Regions from separate parts of the Homo sapiens genome. Here region 1 is linked to region 2. A link is a loop called in an ENCODE intact Hi-C map of the cell type or tissue named here. Cell type or tissue: heart right ventricle. All regions are shown on one strand. Each heading gives the region's core, and the rest is flanking DNA. Links, peaks and the distances in the headings are about the cores only. Region 1 overlaps DGAT2L6 (diacylglycerol O-acyltransferase 2 like 6). Region 2 holds the start of P2RY4 (pyrimidinergic receptor P2Y4).

Region 1 (8,338 bases), core at 88-8,087, 65 kb before region 2:
AACCTGGCAGGAGGCACACCTGTCCATGCCCATGGAGGCAGGCCCGCAGGCCTCAGTCTTGGCTATAGACCTTGAGGCAGTTCTATGACTTGGTTCTAGCCCTTCTCAGCCACAGTCCCGGGCCTGTCCTGCCTGCCCAGGGACCCACCCAGTGACCTAGCAGAAGCCCCCCCATAAACCTGCTGAAATCACTCTATAAAGACTGATTTGCTCCTTCAAATGCACAGAAACCAGTGAAAGGCTATACAAATAACAAATAATCCAGCAAACATGACATCATGGAAGAAAACTAGTATAATTCCAGTAACAGCCCAAATAAATGGAGATCTATTAAAGGCTTGAAGAAGAATTCAAGATAATCATCCTGAAGTGCAGTGAGTTGTAAGAGAACACAGACAACTGAACAAAATCAGAAAAACAACACATAAATGAGATGAGAAGTTTAATAAAGAAATAAAAACCACAAAAAGGACCCAAACAGAAATCCTGGAGCTGATGTATACAATGACAGAACTGAAAACTAAAAGAAAGAGTTTCAATAGCAGACTTGATCATGCAGAAGAAAGAAATGGGTAACACAAAGATAGGTAATTTGAAATTAGCCAATTAGAGAAACAAAAAAAGAAAAAAAATGAAAATGAGTGAAGAAAGCATAAGGAACCTATGGGACACAATAAGCAAATGAATCTACTAATTATGGGTGTCCCATAATTTAGGAGAAGAAAAAGAGAGAGAAAGAAACAGAAAGATTATTTCAAGAAATAATGGTTGGAAACTTCACAAATCCTAGGAAAGAAATGGACATCAAGATTCATGAAGCTCAGAGGATCCCAAGCAAGATCAACTCAAAGAAGAATATCCTGAAGCACATTATAATCAAATTGTCAAAAGTCAAAGACAACAGAGAATATTGAAAGCATTAAGAGAAAAGAGTCTCACCACATACAAGGGAACCTCATCAGCAAACTTCTCAGCAGAAATCTTGCAGGCCAGGAGGGAGTGGGATGATACATTCAAAGTGCTAAAAGATGAAAAAACTGCCAATGAAGAATACTATAACCAGCAAAGTGGTCATTCATAAATGAAGGAACAATAAAGACATTCTCAAAGCCAGGCATGGTGGCTCATGTCTGTAATCCCAGCATGTTGGGAGGCTGAGGTGGGAGGATTGCTTGAGGCCAGTTTGAGACCAGCTGGGGCAACATAGTGAGACTCTGTCTCTACAAAAATAAAAATAATAAAATTACCCAGGCATGGTGATGTCCAGCTACTTGGACTTCCAGCTACTTGGGAAGCTAAGGCAAGAAGATCGCTTGAGCCCAGGAGTTCAAACTTCAGTGAGCTATGAGCATGCCACTGCACTTCAGCATAGGTGACAAAATGAGACCCCATCTCTAACAACAAGAAAAAAAGACATTTCCAGACAAATAAAAGATAAAGGATTTCATCACGACTAGACCTACCTTACAAGAAATGCTAAAGAAAGGTGTTTAAGTTGAAATGAAAGGATACTAAATAACAACATTAAAACATATAAAAATATGAAACTCACTGGTAAAGGTAAATATATCATCAAATCCAAAATACTCAGAATACTGCAATGGTAGTGTGTAAATCACTTTTAACTTTATATCTTTTTATATCATGTATCCATTAACAAATTATTGTAGCTGTAGTTATTTTTAGTACTTTCGTCACTTATGTTAGAGTTAAAAGTGGAAATCAAAAAGTATCTTGAGGCAAATGAAAATGGAAACACATCATACCAAAACTTATAGAATGCAGCAAAAACAGTTCTAAGGGGAAAGTTTATCATGATAAATACCTACATAAAGAAAAAAGGAATGTCACAAATCAATAACCTAACTTTACATCCCATGAAACTAGAAAAAAAAGAATAAAATAACCCTAAGATAAACAAAAGTAACAAACCCTTAGCTAAACTAACCAAGGAAAAAAGAGACACAATATCAAATAAATAAAATCAGAAATAAAAGAGAAGACATTACACCTGATGACACAGAAATATAAAGGTCATAAAAGACTACCATGAACAATCATATGCCAACAAATTGGATAACCTAGAAGAAATGCATATGTTTCTAGACACATACAACCTACCAAGAATAAATTATGAAGGAAGAAAATCTAAACAGATCAATGACAAATGAAATTTAATCGATAATCAAAAACCTCCTAACAAAGAAAAGCCCAGGACCAGACAGCTTCCTAGGTGGTCAGTAGTTCAAGACCAGCTCGGCCAACATGGTGAGTTTGAGACCAGCCTGGCCAACATGCTGAAAATACAAAAATTAGCCAGGCATGGTGGCGTGCTCCTGTAGTCCCAGCTACTCGGGAGGCTGAGGCACGAGAATTGCTTGAACCAGGGAGCAGTGAGCCGAGATCGCGCCATTGCACTCCAGCCTGGGCAACAGAGTGAAAGTGTGTGTCAAAAGAAAAAAAAAAAAAAGGATTAATGTCAATCCTTCTCCAACTCTTCCAGAAAACTGAAAAGGCAGGAGCACTTCCAAACTCCTTTTACAATGCAAGCACTACCCTGATACCAAAGCTAGGCAAGGATAGTCCCAGAAAAGAACATTACAGGCCCATATCCCTGATGAACATAGATGCAAAAAATCCTCAACAAAATACTAGCAAACCAAATTCAACAGCACATTAAAAGGAGCGTACACCACGATCAAGTGGGATTTATCCCTGGGATGCAGGGGTGGTTCAACATGCATATGTCAATAAATGTAATATACCACATTAAGAGAAGAAGAATAAAAATCATAAGATCATCTCAATAGGTGCAGAAAAAGCATTTGACAAAATTTAACATCTTTCCATGATAAAAACTCTCAGCAAATTAGACATAGAAGGAATGGATCTCAACATAATAAAGGCCATATATGAAAAGTCCACAGCTAACATCATACACAATGGTGAAAAGCTGAAAGCTTTTCCTCTAAGATTAGAAACAAGGCAAGGGTGCTCATTCTGCCATTTCTATTCAACACAGTACTGGATGTCCTACCAAGAGCAATTACACAAGAAAAAGAAATAAAAGGCATCTAAATTGGAAAGAAAAAAGTTAAATTGTCTCTGTTAGCAGATGACATAATCTTATATAGAAAACCCTAAAGCCTCCACCAAAAAATTGTTAGAACTAATAGATGAATTCAGTAAAGTGTCAGGATATAAAATGAACATACAAAAATCAGTTGCATTTCTATACACTGACAATAAACTATCCAAAAAAGAAATGAAGGAAAACAATTCAATTTACAATATCACTAAAAGGAATAAAATACTTAGGAATAAATTTAACCTAGGAGGTGAGAGATCTGTATACCAAAAACTGTAAGACATTGAAAAAAATCGAAGAAGCCACAAATAAGTTGAAAGATATCCTGTGTTCATGGACTGGAAAAATTAACATTATTAACATGTCTATACTACTCAAAGTGAGCTATAGATCCAATACAATCCCTATGAAAATTCCAATGACATTTTTAAAAGAAACATAAAAAAATCCTAAAATTTGTATGAGACAACAAAAGACCCTGAATAGCCAAAGTAATCTTGAGAAAGAAAAACAAAGCTAGAGGCATCACACTTCCTGATTTCAAACTATATTACAAAGCCATAGTAATCAAAACACTATGGTACTGACATAAAAACAGACACAGAAACCAATGAAATAAGATAGATAGCCCAGAAATAATCCCATGCATTTATAGTCAACTAATCTTTGAAATGGGTCCCAAGAATACACAATGGGAAAAGGATAGTTTCTTCAATAAATGGTGTTGAACTAGACATCCTCATGCAAAATAATGAAACTAGACTCTTACCTTATGACATACACAAACATTAACTCAAAATGGATTAAAGACTTAAATGTAAGACCTGAAATCACTAAACTCCTAAAAGAAAATATAGGGAAAAAGCTCCTTGACATTGGCCTTGACAATGATTTTTTGGATATGACAACAAAAGCACAGGCAACAAAAGCAAAAATAAACAAGCAGGAGTACCTCAAACTAAAAATCTTCTGCCTAGCCAAGGAAACAATCAACAAAATGAAAAGGCAACCCACAGAATGGAAGAAAATATTTGCAAACCATATCTCTTATAAGGGGTTAATCTCTAAAATATATAAAGAACTCATACCACTCAATAGAAAAAAATAAAATAACATAAACTTTTTAATAGGCAAAGGACTTGAATAGACATTTTTCCAAAGAAAACATACAAATAGCCAAAGGGTATATGAAAAGGGGCTCAACATTATTAGTCATCAGGGAGCTGCAAATCAAAACCACAGTGAGATATCACCTTACACCTGTTAGGATAGCTATTATCAAAAAGACAAATGGTAAGTTTTGGTGAGGATATAGATAAAAGGGAATCTTTGTACACTGTTGGTAGGTATGTAAATTGTTACAACCAGTATGGAAAATAGTGGGGAGTTTCCAACAGTAATGAAATTAGTGTCTTGAAGAAATATCTGCACCCCCATGTTCACTGCAGTATTATTAGTAATAGCCAAGACGTGGGATCGACCTAAGTGTCCACTGGCAGATGAATGAATAAAGAAAGTGTCACACACACACACACACACACACGAATATTATTCAGCCATAAAAAGGAGATCCTGCCATTTGCAATAACATGGATGAACCAGGAGGATACTATGCTAAGTGAAATAAGCTAGACACAGAAAGAAAAATACCATATGATCTCATTAGAGCTGGATGTGGTGTCACATGTTTGTAATCCTAGCTACTCAGGAGGCTGAGGTGGGAGCATCACTTCAGCTCAGGAATTTGAGACCAGCTTGGGCAGCACAGAGAGAACCTGTCTCTAAATATATATATTTGTAAATAAATGTAAATTAAATTCATAGAAGCAGAGAATAGAATGGTGGCTGCCAGGAGCTGGGGCAGAGGGAAAATAAGGAAAAATTTGTCAAAGGGCACAAAATTTCAGTTACAAAAAGAATAATTTCTGGGAATCTAAAGTATAGCAGCATTAATAATACTGTATTATATGCTTGAAATTTGCTGAGTGGATCTTAAGTATCCTCACCTCTAGCCACAAACACACACAAAGGGTAACTATGTATGGTGGTGAATGTATTGATTAATTTGATTGTTGTAATCATCACACAATGTATACCTGTCTCAAATCATCACATTGTGCACATTGAATATACACCATTTTTATTTGTAAATTATACCTCCATAAAACTGGTAAAAATGAACTTGAAGTGTATTGTAGATCTAAATGTAAAAAAAGAAAACTGTAAAATGTTTAGTAGAAAACACAGGGGAGGTCAGGGGCAGTGGCTCACACCTGTAATCCCAGCACTTTGGGAGGCTAAGGCAGGAGGACCACTTGAGACCTGGAGTTTGAAACTAGCCAGGGCAACATAGCAAGACCCTGTCTCTACAAAAAAATACAAAATAAATTGGCTGGGTGTGGTGGCATGCTCCTGTAGTCCCAGCCACTCTGGAGGCTGAAGTGGGGGGATCGCTTGAGCCCAGGAAGCGGAGGTTGCAGTGAGTTGAGCCGAGATCACGCCATGGAACGCCAGTCTGGGTGACAGAACCAGATCCTGTCTCAAAAAAAAAAAAAAAAGAAAGAAAAAAGAAAAAAAAAGAAAAAAGAAAGAAAGAAAAGAAAAGAAAATATAGGGGAAAAATCTTCATGACATGAGGTTAGACAAAGAGTTCTTTCAGTTTGACACCAAAAGCACAATCTATAAAAGAAAAAAAATTAATAAGTTGGGCTTCATCAATATTAAAAGCTTTTGCTGTAAAAAGGACCCTGTTAACAAGAATGAAAAGATAGACACAGATTAGGAGAAAATGTTTGCAAATCACATATCAGACAAAAAAACTTATATCCAAAATGCATAAAGAACTACCGAAAGTCAACAGTAAGAAAACAACCCAATTGAAAAATGGGCAAAAGATTTGAATGGACACTTCACCAAAGAGGATATACAGAAAGCAGACAAGCACATGAAAAGCTGTTACGCATCACTAGCTATTGGAGAAATGCAAGTTAAAATTATGATGAGCTACCAATGCGCATATATTAGTTTTTTTTTCTTCTTTTTTTTTCTTTTCTTTTCCCCCAGTGCACATATATTAGAATGGCTTGGCCATCTTCACTACAAACTAAATTAGGAGCCTACCTATGTGAACTTCCTCTTTGATAACCCTCTCCAAGACGCCTCACTTGAACGTGACAAGAGAAATTGGAACCATCTTCTGGTGTCAAGGCCATAATACCTAAGGGAGTGTCACACATACATAAATGCTTGTTCTTCATCATTCCTTCTTCAGATACCCTTGCTTTATGTCACGGAACTCTTTTTACATGAGACTTAGCTCTTCCACATTTGGCTTCTATTTCTCCTATATCTTTAAATTCCACTTTTGTTACCGTGCACGACACTGATGACACTCGGGCTGGGTCTGGAAGCCTTGCTCTGAAAAAAACGTTCCTCGTCTCCTGCCGGGTCATATCTGCAGTTCCAATAGGTTCCACAAGGGGGATGGTGTTACCCAGGTAAGGGCTCTTAGACCGCCTTTAGGACTGGTGGATGAATGAATCAGATAAAAGGCACACAACTAATCCGTCTATGCTTTTAAAATAACATCACATTTAAATAACACTATACATGCTGACTAAATAGTAATTATCAAGTTTACTACTGAAAAGAGAAAACATTTGCTTATTTCGTTTTCAATTGGTCTACAGATATTTGTTGAACACCTACTGTGTGCCAAGCTCTCTTCTAAATACTGGGGAAACAAACAAAATTTATTTGAAACAAAATATAAAAGAAATGATACACTTAGGCTAACTTTAATTAGTGATTATTCTTATTTAACTTTATCTGAATTTCCTTCTGAAGCTTAACTGGCAAATTTACTCTCCTCTTTGATGAAGGGCATAGATAGCAAGGCTTTTTCTCCATGGCAGGCTTCCCATAAAACTCCTCCCACCACGCTTTCCTGTCTAATTTGAATGCTTACAACAACTATCTCGACCAGTGCTTATGAGGGCAATTCAGCCTATTACAAAGGTTTCTTCTACTCCATAACATGACTTTTTAAAGCACTGTCCACTCAGCCTTTTTCCTGCTATTTTCATTTATGTCCAAAATGCAAGAGACAAAGAACTGGTAGGTAACTCCCGAGTTTCTTCTTCCCTGAAACTTTTATCTGCTATGACATGGTACCTGGTCAAAGAAGTCATTCCCTTAGCTAAGTCTTTTTTTATTCACCATATGTATACTTAGCCCCTCTTTCTCATGAATGCAGATTTTTTAAATGGAATTCATTCGCACTGCTGTAACATGTATCGTGTTTGCAGTTACAGCCTGCTATGGCCATTTGCTAACACAGACTTCCCCTTCTGAACCTTTGTGATACTTTTGAATGGAACAAAATGAACACAGTAAAGTGTTTTTTGTTGTTGTTGTTTTGTTTTTTGTTTTTTTGGTTTTTTAGAGATACTGTCTTGCTTTGTTGCCCAGGCTGGTCTCAAACTCCTAGGTTCAAGCTGTCCTCTCACTTTGGCCTCCCAAATTGCTAAGATTATAGGAGTGAGCCACCGCACCTGGCCTAGTAGGGCAGTTTTGTTGTTGTTGTTGTTGTTTGTTTTGTTTTGTTTTGTTTTTTCAAGACGGAGTCTTGCTCTGTTGCCCAGGCTGGAGTGCAATGGCACGATCTCAGCTCACTGCAACCTCCACCTCCTGGGTTCAAGCGATTCTCCTGCCTCCACCTCCCGAGTAGCACTCCAATCATGTGCCACCATGCCCGGCTAATTTTTTGTATCTTTAGTAGAGATGGGGTTTCACCGTGTTAGCCAGGATGGTCTCGATCTCCTGACCTCGTGATCTGCCTGCCTCGGCCTCCCAAAGTGGAGTGGTTTTTAATCCGTGTTTACTTTTCAGCATCAAACAGCCTGTACACTGCGGGTAACCTCCCTGCTGGAATATGCAGACTTATCAGTTCAGCACAGGAAAGAGGGTCAAGCTTTTAGAAAGAATTTCCAGAGGTCCCAGAATGGGGATTCAGCTACCAGCCCAATGTGCTCTTCTTCCCATTCACCAAGCCGTGCTGTCCTTTGACCTCAACTTCATGGTTCTGCTCTTTCTTCAATTGAGAGTTTGGCCATCAAGGAGACCCAGATCCAGGGGCTTCAGAGGCCTGCCTAGACCACAGCAGAGACAAATGGAGGGCGAGGGGTTGGGGAAGAGGGGAGAAGGAGAGAAGAGTCCCACATCAGCCTAGCCCTGCTCCTGTAGTGTAGA
Region 2 (8,338 bases), core at 18-8,017:
TGTAATCCCAGCACTTTGGGAGGCTGAGGTGGGCGGATCACTTGAGGTCAGAAGTTCGAGACCAGCCTGGCCAACATGATGCAACCCTGTCTCTACTAAACATACAAAAATTAGCCAGGCGTGGTGATGTGTGCCTATAATCCCAGCTACTTGGGAGGCTGAGGCAGGAGAATCACTTGAACCTGGGAAGTGAAGGTTGCAGTGAGCCGAGAATTGTGCCACTGCACTACAGCCTGGGCGACAGAGCAACTCCGTCTCAAAAAAAAAGAAAAAAGAAAAGACAAACGGCAGCAGGGTTAAGGTGTCAGTGATAATGCTTTGGTTTTTTTGTTGTTGTTGTTTGTTTTTAAGATGGGATAAAATGGGTGATGGAAGAGACTTGAAATAATGAAGAGAGGTAAACAAAGGAATAAGAAAGGGGACCACCTCTTATTCTGGAACTTCAGGGAAGAAAGGGAGAAAGACAGGGCAAATATAGAGTAGTTATCGTGAATGATAACTGGAAGTTGAAGCGTTAGAGCTTCTCAGTTTCGCAGGAGGCAAGGTAACTCTCTTAAGAGATCACAAGAAGGAGATGAATTTGGGGACTTGTGGAGGTGAAAAAGACAGGAAACAGCTGCTGTGGAATGTTCACTAGGAACACACCAGGCTAAGAGGAATGAGAGCTTAGGCAAAGTTCCAGGATGTGAAGTCTTAGTGGGTCAAGCCAGCCTTGTTCTCTGGCTTCATCTGCAATTTCCTCCAGTCCTAGAAGAAAGGAGATTGGCCTAAGGTGAAAGTCAAGGTGTTTAAAGCTAAAGTGCAAGGGAAGACAGCCCTAAAGTAACAGACCAGAAAGTTCATCTCGATTAAGCATATGGGAGTTAAATAGACTGAGGAAATGGAGGAGGCTGAGTCAGTTGGGATGGAAAGAGCAGCTTTACTGGGTGGGGACAGCAGGTTAGGGGAGGTGATGGGCAAAGAGGCCATGGTCATAGGAATAAAAGGAAGAGAGTGCAGATGAGGAACAGTGTACGCAACAGTGGCTGTGAGACTGGGAGAACTAGTAAGAAGAGGAGAAAAAAGCCGGTTCATTTACTCCTAATGGCAGGAGTCCTGCATAGCAAGAAGGTCCTGGATATCTAGGGAGAAAGTGGGAGCCTTTCAAAAAACAAAAAGGGAAATTCAGGGGAACTGAAGTCATTTTTTTTTCCTTCAGTCCAGCCCCAGCCCTACTCTACAGAGAGAGACGCTTAGAAGCCAATAAGAGTTAGTATCATTAGATAAGTAAGAGATCAGAGACAGGTTAGCAAGGGTGGGAAAAAAAGAAAGGCAAGGCTGGGGTCTGACTCAGGAGACCAACAGGCTGGAAGGTGATTTCAGAGGGAGAAGGCCTGTAAGTGTGAGCCCACCCTTCTCAAGAATGCCTGCCAAGAAATTCTTACTTCCCAAGGCTTAGGGGTTAGCTTCTCAATTTCCAATGCACCCCCCTCCCCTCTGCAACTTGATCCAATAAGCCTGTAAGTGCTAAGATGGCACTGGAAGAGAGAAGCAATGAATGGGTGGGAAACTTTAAAAAGAACCTTCCCAGTCCTAGTGCTCCACCCTGGCCTCAAAGTCCTGAAGCCTGATCTGAAAGAGCTGGTGACAGATTTATCATTTATTTGGGGCAGGACCTAGAGAAAGTGGAGAGATCAGTGAAACACTAGCTCTGGGCGTCAATTCTTGTCACCACCTTCCTCTGCACAAATCTGCTCTACTCCTCAATGCTAGAACTTACAGCCATAGACGTGAGAGCTCCACCCCCTCAGTCTGAGCCATCCACTTGTCCTTTTGTTAAGTACAGGAGAGCTGTCATATACATGTTCTCAGCAAACATCATAAAGAAGGTCCAGTCCCATTCCTGTCCCAAAGGCTGTTATCAGCTAAGGTCCCCACCCTATCACAGGACTTTAATTCATGCTGCACACCAGTTCAACAGTGTCAGGCCCCCAGCTACATGCGGGGACCCTGGCATGCAGGCTCCCTGGGATCACACCCTATTCCAGCATCTTGGTAAGCAAGACTATGCTGTCTTTGAGAGAGAACCAGGAAGTCAGTGTGGGTGCTACATATGGCACATCCTCGGCATCTGTGATATGGAAGTTGCCTCCACTTCCTGATTCTGGTTATCACCATCAGATACGTCAGGCCAATCCTGAGATGACTCTGCCTGATCCACCCCTTCAGCTGAATGCTCTGGTCTGGGTAGAGAAACACATGCTATAGGAGGCTGTGGGGGAAATGGGACAGGGAAAGAGGACTGGGGAAGATTTTCAGGAAGATTGTAGGACCAATGGCCCCAGGAAGGAACAGAAACAACGAGAAAGGAGTAGAAGATTGGCATTGGCTAAAAAGAGTCGGCAACTGAAGGGGTTATGAGAGATGAGGTCACCCATGATATCCCTGCCTCCCTGCAACCCTCAGGGTGAGGGCTTCTCTCCAGAGCCTGGAAAAGAGGAAGAAGCACCTTACCAGGTATCACTATTGGGTTCCCTCACCTCTGCCCTGCACTCATCCCCTTTTCTCTCACTTCCCGGCTTCCCGTGTTACAATCTATCTGCCCTAGGAGTAGAGCAGCTACTGTCCTGGGGGGTGGCCGCCCACCTGCAGCTGCTATCCTCAGGCAGGGACACTAGTGCCAGGGAAGAGGCAGCCGTGCGGGGCTGGGGCTTGCCACCACCACAGAGCTGACGGAGCTGACGTCGATATTTGTCCCCAGTGAGCAAGTAGAGCACAGGATCCAGGCAGCTGTTGGCACTGGCCAGGGGCCGAGTCACTTTATAGACCACGTTGACAATGTTCAGTACTCGGCAGTCAGCTTCCAACAGCCTGGCCAGGTAGTAAATGGTGCGGGTGATGTGGAAAGGCACGAAGCAGACAGCAAAGACAGTCAGCACCACAGCTATGGTGCGGAGAGAGCGGAGGCGAGAAGACGACTGTGCAGAGCCTGGCAAGGGCTGATACAGGCGACGAGCCATGAGTCCATAGCAAACAAGAGTGACCAGGCAGGGCACGCCAAAGAGCAGCCCCATGACCGCCGAGCTGAAGTGCACATAGTGGTCAAACTCTTCAGGCCGAGTGGTGTCATGGCACAGGACGGTGGTCCCTTTGTTGCTGGTTGTGACAAAGAACAGGTTGGGCACGAGGCAGCCGGCTACGACCAACCAAACTGCCAGGCAGAGAAGGCCTGCGAGGCGAGGGCGGCCCCAGCGTAGTGCCCGAAGTGGGTGGCAGATGCCCAGGTAGCGGTGCACGCTGATGCAGGTGAGGAAAAGGACACTGCAGTAGAGGTTCCAATAGAAAAGAAAGCGGACGAACTTGCAGATCTCAGTGCCAAAGGGCCAGTGGTTGTGGGCTGCATAATAGTAGATGAGGGTGGGCAGCGACAGCACATACAAGGTGTCTGACAATGCCAGGTGGAACATGTAGGTGGCCGTTGCATCCCAGGGTCGGAGGCGGAAGATGAAGAGCCATAGGGTTGGGGCGTTAAGGCCCAAGCCCAGCACAAAGACAACTGCATAGCTCACAGGCAGCAGGATGAACTTGAAATCCTCATCAAACCAACAGTCCAGCTCCACCTCACTGCTGCCAGGACCTGGGCTGAGGCCTAGGGATCTCAACAGGGAGGACTCTGTACTGGCCATGGCCCCCCTGGAGATGGGAAGGGGAGAAGTGAGGGTGGCAGGATTTCCCTGCCCACCCCCATCCCTGAGCTGGAGCAAAAAAAGTAGAGCAGGGAGAGCAGTGGTTGAAGCACTAGGGAGAGCTGACAGAAGCGCATCTGGGTGCACTCAGGCTAGCCTGGCCCCTACCCAAGCTCCCTTGGTCCAGCTTGGGAAGTGGTGGGCAGCAGGCAGTGCTGGGGCTCAGGCAGGCAGCCCGTGTATTTGGGTTGTACTCACTCTGCAGCTCACTCTGTCCCTAAGAGCCTGGCTGGCTGAAGAGGGTGGAGGCCTCCCAGCACTATCCAAAGTGGGAAGATACCCAGACCCAAAGTGTCTTCTGACTCGTCATCACAGCTATATCCCTGGAAGAGGAGTGTCTCTCCCCACAGTGCCTTCGCCTCTCCTAGTGCCCTGGTCACAGTGTCTCCAGATGACATTTACCTATGACACCTTCCCCACTGCCTGCCTACAGCCCAGGAGCCCCATTGCCACCCTTGCCCAAGAACGTTGGCACATCTCCTACCTGGTCCCCTTGAAGCTGAGCTCAGCTGACTCTGTCACCCTTCCCCTTGGCAGCCAGAGGGCATATCCAAGGAGGTGGAGTTGGAGGTGGGGCCTGTCCCTCCTCCCACCTGGGAGATTAAAAGAGTTAGAAAGGCCCTTTACGATGACCTAGTCCAACCCACTCATTGTACAGATTGGGAAACTGGGGCCCAGCGAGATTACTATTTAACAGCTTTGAAATGACTGCAGGAGGGAGAACACGAGGAAACATCCAAGTTTACTGATGAAGAGCCAGGTCCCTGGAGATAGATTACAGGGGGATCATACAAGCCTGTGTAAGTGAGCAGAAACATGGGAAACGAATTTTCACATGGGCAAGTGCAAGACAACACATTGAAAGATTTTAGAAAATCTAAACTACTGATATTTAATATAAATCTCATATGCATATAATTACAAAGAATGCTTATATAGCACTTACTATGTGACAGGCATTTTTCTAAGTGCTTTATACTTATTAATGACCCCATAGGCTCTCTATGAGCTAGATACTATTATTGTCTCTGCTTTGCTGATGAAAAAATGAAGGCACAGAAAGTTTAGGTGTCTTGCTAGTTAGTGGTAGAGTCAAGATTTGAACCAAGACAGGCCTGCCTTTGGATCAGGCTCTAGCATCCATAACTTAATTGCTATGCTTAAGTTGCCTCTCTAAGCCACTGGCTATGATCCAGGAAAGAATCAACAAATATTTATGGCAGACAGAGGCAGGCAGATCGCTGGAGCTCAGGAGTTCAAGACAAGCCTGGACAACGTGGCAAAACCCTGTCTCTACAAAAAATTAGTCGGGCGTGGTGGCATGCACCTGATGTCCCAGCTACATGGGGGGCTGAGGCAGGAGGAGTGCTTGAACCTGGGATGTTGAGGCTGCAGTGAGCTGTGATCGCGCCACTGCACTCCAATCTGGGTGACAAAGTGAGACCCTGTCTCAAATATAAATAATTTTTTTAAAACCACGAATATTTACTGAGAGCCTACTTTTGCCTGGTCCAGTTCTAGTTACTGGTAGTTCCTTAGGAGTGGACAAAATAGATAAAAACTCCCACCCTAATGGTGCTTACATACTACTGGGGGATAATAAAATTAATAAGTAAAATATGTAGATTGTGATCATCATTATGGAGAAAAATTAAAGAGGGAAGGAAAAGGGTAATAAAGAGGGAAGGAAAAGGGTAATAGAGAGGGTTGTTGTTTTAAATATTAGGAATGAAACCAGGCACAGTGGCTCACACCTGTAATCCCAGTGCTTTGGGAGTCGGAGATAGGAGGATCACTTGAGCCCAGCAGTTTGAGGTTGCAGTGAACTATGGTCAGACCTCTGCACTCCAGCCTGAATGACAAAGCAAGACCCTGTCTATAAGTAAATAAATAAATATTAAGGGTGACTTTTGAATAAAGGCCAGGTGTTGTGAGAAGGGGAAAAGTAAAAAATGAGGTCAGAGAGTTTGGCAGGGACCAGATCATGAAGGTCCTTGGAGGCCATTGTAAAGGACTCTTTGGTGAACGGGAAGGCACTTAGGGTTTAGAGAAGAGAGGTGTCATCTGACTTACATTTTAGAAGGCTCACTGGCCAGCTCTATATTGAGAATAGACTGCAGGGCTGGAGGTACAGGGGGAAGACCAGTCAAGAGGCTATTGCTGATAGAGATGATGGTAGCTTGGATCACAGTGGTGGAGATGATGAGAAGTGGTCAAATTCTGGATAGACTTTTTTAAGTAGGGACAGCAAGATTTACTGATGTGGGGTATAAGAGAAAGAAGAGTCAAAAATTACTCCAAAATGTCCGGCCTGAGCAACTGGAAGAATAGAGTTACTGTTGACAGAGACAGGAGTGGGTTTAGGGGAAAGATTGGGAGTTCACTTTTCAGCCTGTAAATTTTGAGATGCCTATTATACATGTAAGAGGGGATGGCCAGGAGACAGTTCATGCCTCCTTAAGGATACCAGCCAATACATTTCCCATACAGACTCTACCCCTTTCTATACAGTACCCCTCGTCTCTCTTGATCACTCCCAGAGACTTGGTCTGAATATAGTGGAGAAGGTGCAGAGAGCAAGCCTAGATGTTTGAGAGCCTGGTGTAGGGAATTGCCAGCAGCTCAGGATCTGGGGCTCCTGAAGCCAACTAAGCCTCCGTAAGTATATCTTAGGCACTAGAGGCAAACCCGGTCTGGAGGACTCTGAGGATGAGGTAAGCAGTGCCTTTGGGGAGGGGTGAGCAGGCTGGAGCAGAATCCACTCTGCATGGAGCTGAGAAGCAATGGGGACTCTGAACTTACTTGATCCTCAGGTCCTGAGAATGTCACCCAGCTGGATCCTGGGAGTGAGAGGAGGAGGCGGACTTCTAGAATCTAGAATCTAGATCTCTCGGAAAGCCCAGAAACCTGGATGGGGAAACTGAAGATCCTTGCCCTGTGGCAGAGTAAAGGGTGGAATAAAAGGTAGCAGTGGAGGACACAGTCATAACCTGAGTCCTGGACAGCTGACTACTGTGACATTACATAAGAGGCCCAAGTTTTTGAAGCCAGACGGGCTGGTGTTTAAATCCTTGCTCTTCCACTTATTAGTTATGTGAGCCTGGGCGCCTCTTTGTAACTTCCATTCTTCACCAGTGAAATGGGAATAATAATAATACCAATCTTTTAGGGTTTCCTGAATATTGAATTGGTTAACAGGTGTGGAGCACTTTGTGAACCATAAAATGCTGCAAGTTTAGAAGGTGTTTTTTGTTACTGCTTTGCTCCCAGGAATGAACCTGGCCTCTGCAGAGGTGGACAAGCGTGTTTTGAAGTTTGGTGTACACCCAAGGAGAAGCACTACACTAGAGAAGCCCCAGCCTGAGCCAGCTTCCTGCTCCTACTGCTTCAGGCTGGTTTACCTCTGCTACATTTCTCCTGACTTAGCTCTGCTACGTTTCTGCATGTCCCGACACAGCTGCAGCTGCTGCTGCTGCCACCACTGCCGCCCAGTGGCTATTTCAGGAAAAGACCTCTCCCAACCCTCCCCAACCGGCACACCTGCCTGGCTTTTACTGTCCTCACCCAGGGCCAAGAGGAACGGAATGCAGCAGATCAGCCTCACTCTCTTCTGTGAAACTCTTCTTTACTTTGGTTCCTGTGACTTTGCTTTACTCCGGTTCTCCTCTTCCTCTGGATGTTCCTTCTGGCCCCTTCCCTGGCTCTTTTTTCCCCTACTTCCCCAACATGTGAGCCTTCCCCCAAAGATCCTCTCCTCTCCTCTCTCCTCTCCTCTCCTCTCCTCTCTCTCCCTCTCCACCATCTCTCTCCCCCTACCCCCACCCTCTCTTCCCCTTCTCTCTTGGAACATCCACTCTCATGATTTCAACTATGACTCAGAGGTTATCAAAAATTGTAATGGCCAAGAGACTCCAGCATACAGATCTCTCTCTAATCAAAATGCATCTCTCCTTCTCTCACACTCTTATCACATTTGATTTCTACAGAGATGGCACATACCACAGGCAGCCTAGAATTATACTCATTTGTGTTTTTGGCCATCTCCTCCTGATCCTCCCACCCCCATACCAGAACCAGAGCTCCTTGAGAACATGTACCTCATTTTACCTCTGTCTTTCCCATAGCCTTCCAGGTAAAGTTATTATAACATATGTTCTAGATATTTCCTTTCAAATTATATTCTCTGCTGTCCCCCAAAAAATGCCTTCCAATTCAGAGTTAAGAAAACAAGTACCTTCCACATAGTACATGTTCAATAATAGTTGTTGAGTGAATGAATGACTTAATTATAATTTGTTGAACTGAATGGTTCCCACATCTATAATCTAAGCCCTATATATGTTGTTTGCTATAGGACACACACACTTGGGTATCTCATTGATGTCTGGAATTTAGTATGCAGGAAAAGTTTACTATTTTTTCCCTGACAGAGATAAATAAGATGTACAAATACCATTATTGCTGACACCCTTCCATTGCCCTACTCCTCCAGTTTGTTCCAGTCCTCTCCCTCCTGGCCCTTCACATCTAATATTCGTAATTGTCTTGATGACAGTTTCTTTGCAAGGTTTGCTGTTTCCTTGGGGCTTTAAGAAGGAAAGGGGGAAGAGGCA

Evidence for each region. Peaks named below come from ENCODE experiments on the same cell type or tissue, not always from the same donor. Only the 100,000 strongest peaks of a DNase experiment are listed, where the experiment ranks them.
Region 1: it touches region 2 in a loop (24-fold over the local background); 27 of 110 quality-filtered maps call a loop at or near these places.

The regions. Positions count from the first base shown.
Region 1 is chrX:70,190,857-70,199,194 of GRCh38, forward strand. The region is part of intron 1 of DGAT2L6 (diacylglycerol O-acyltransferase 2 like 6); the gene reads left to right. Among named protein-coding and RNA genes, the nearest start is that of DGAT2L6, 18 kb to the left of the region's middle. In heart right ventricle, for the core only: a CTCF peak has its summit at 6,551; a DNase peak (open chromatin) is centred at 6,565.
Region 2 is chrX:70,255,960-70,264,297 of GRCh38, forward strand. P2RY4 (pyrimidinergic receptor P2Y4) reads right to left here and starts at 4,245. Exons shown (of 1, transcript NM_002565.4): 1 at 2,207-4,245. The coding sequence starts at 3,665. The coding sequence ends at 2,568. RefSeq lists an enhancer at 7,040-7,334. In heart right ventricle, for the core only: a CTCF peak has its summit at 7,219 (motif pointing left); a DNase peak (open chromatin) is centred at 7,202.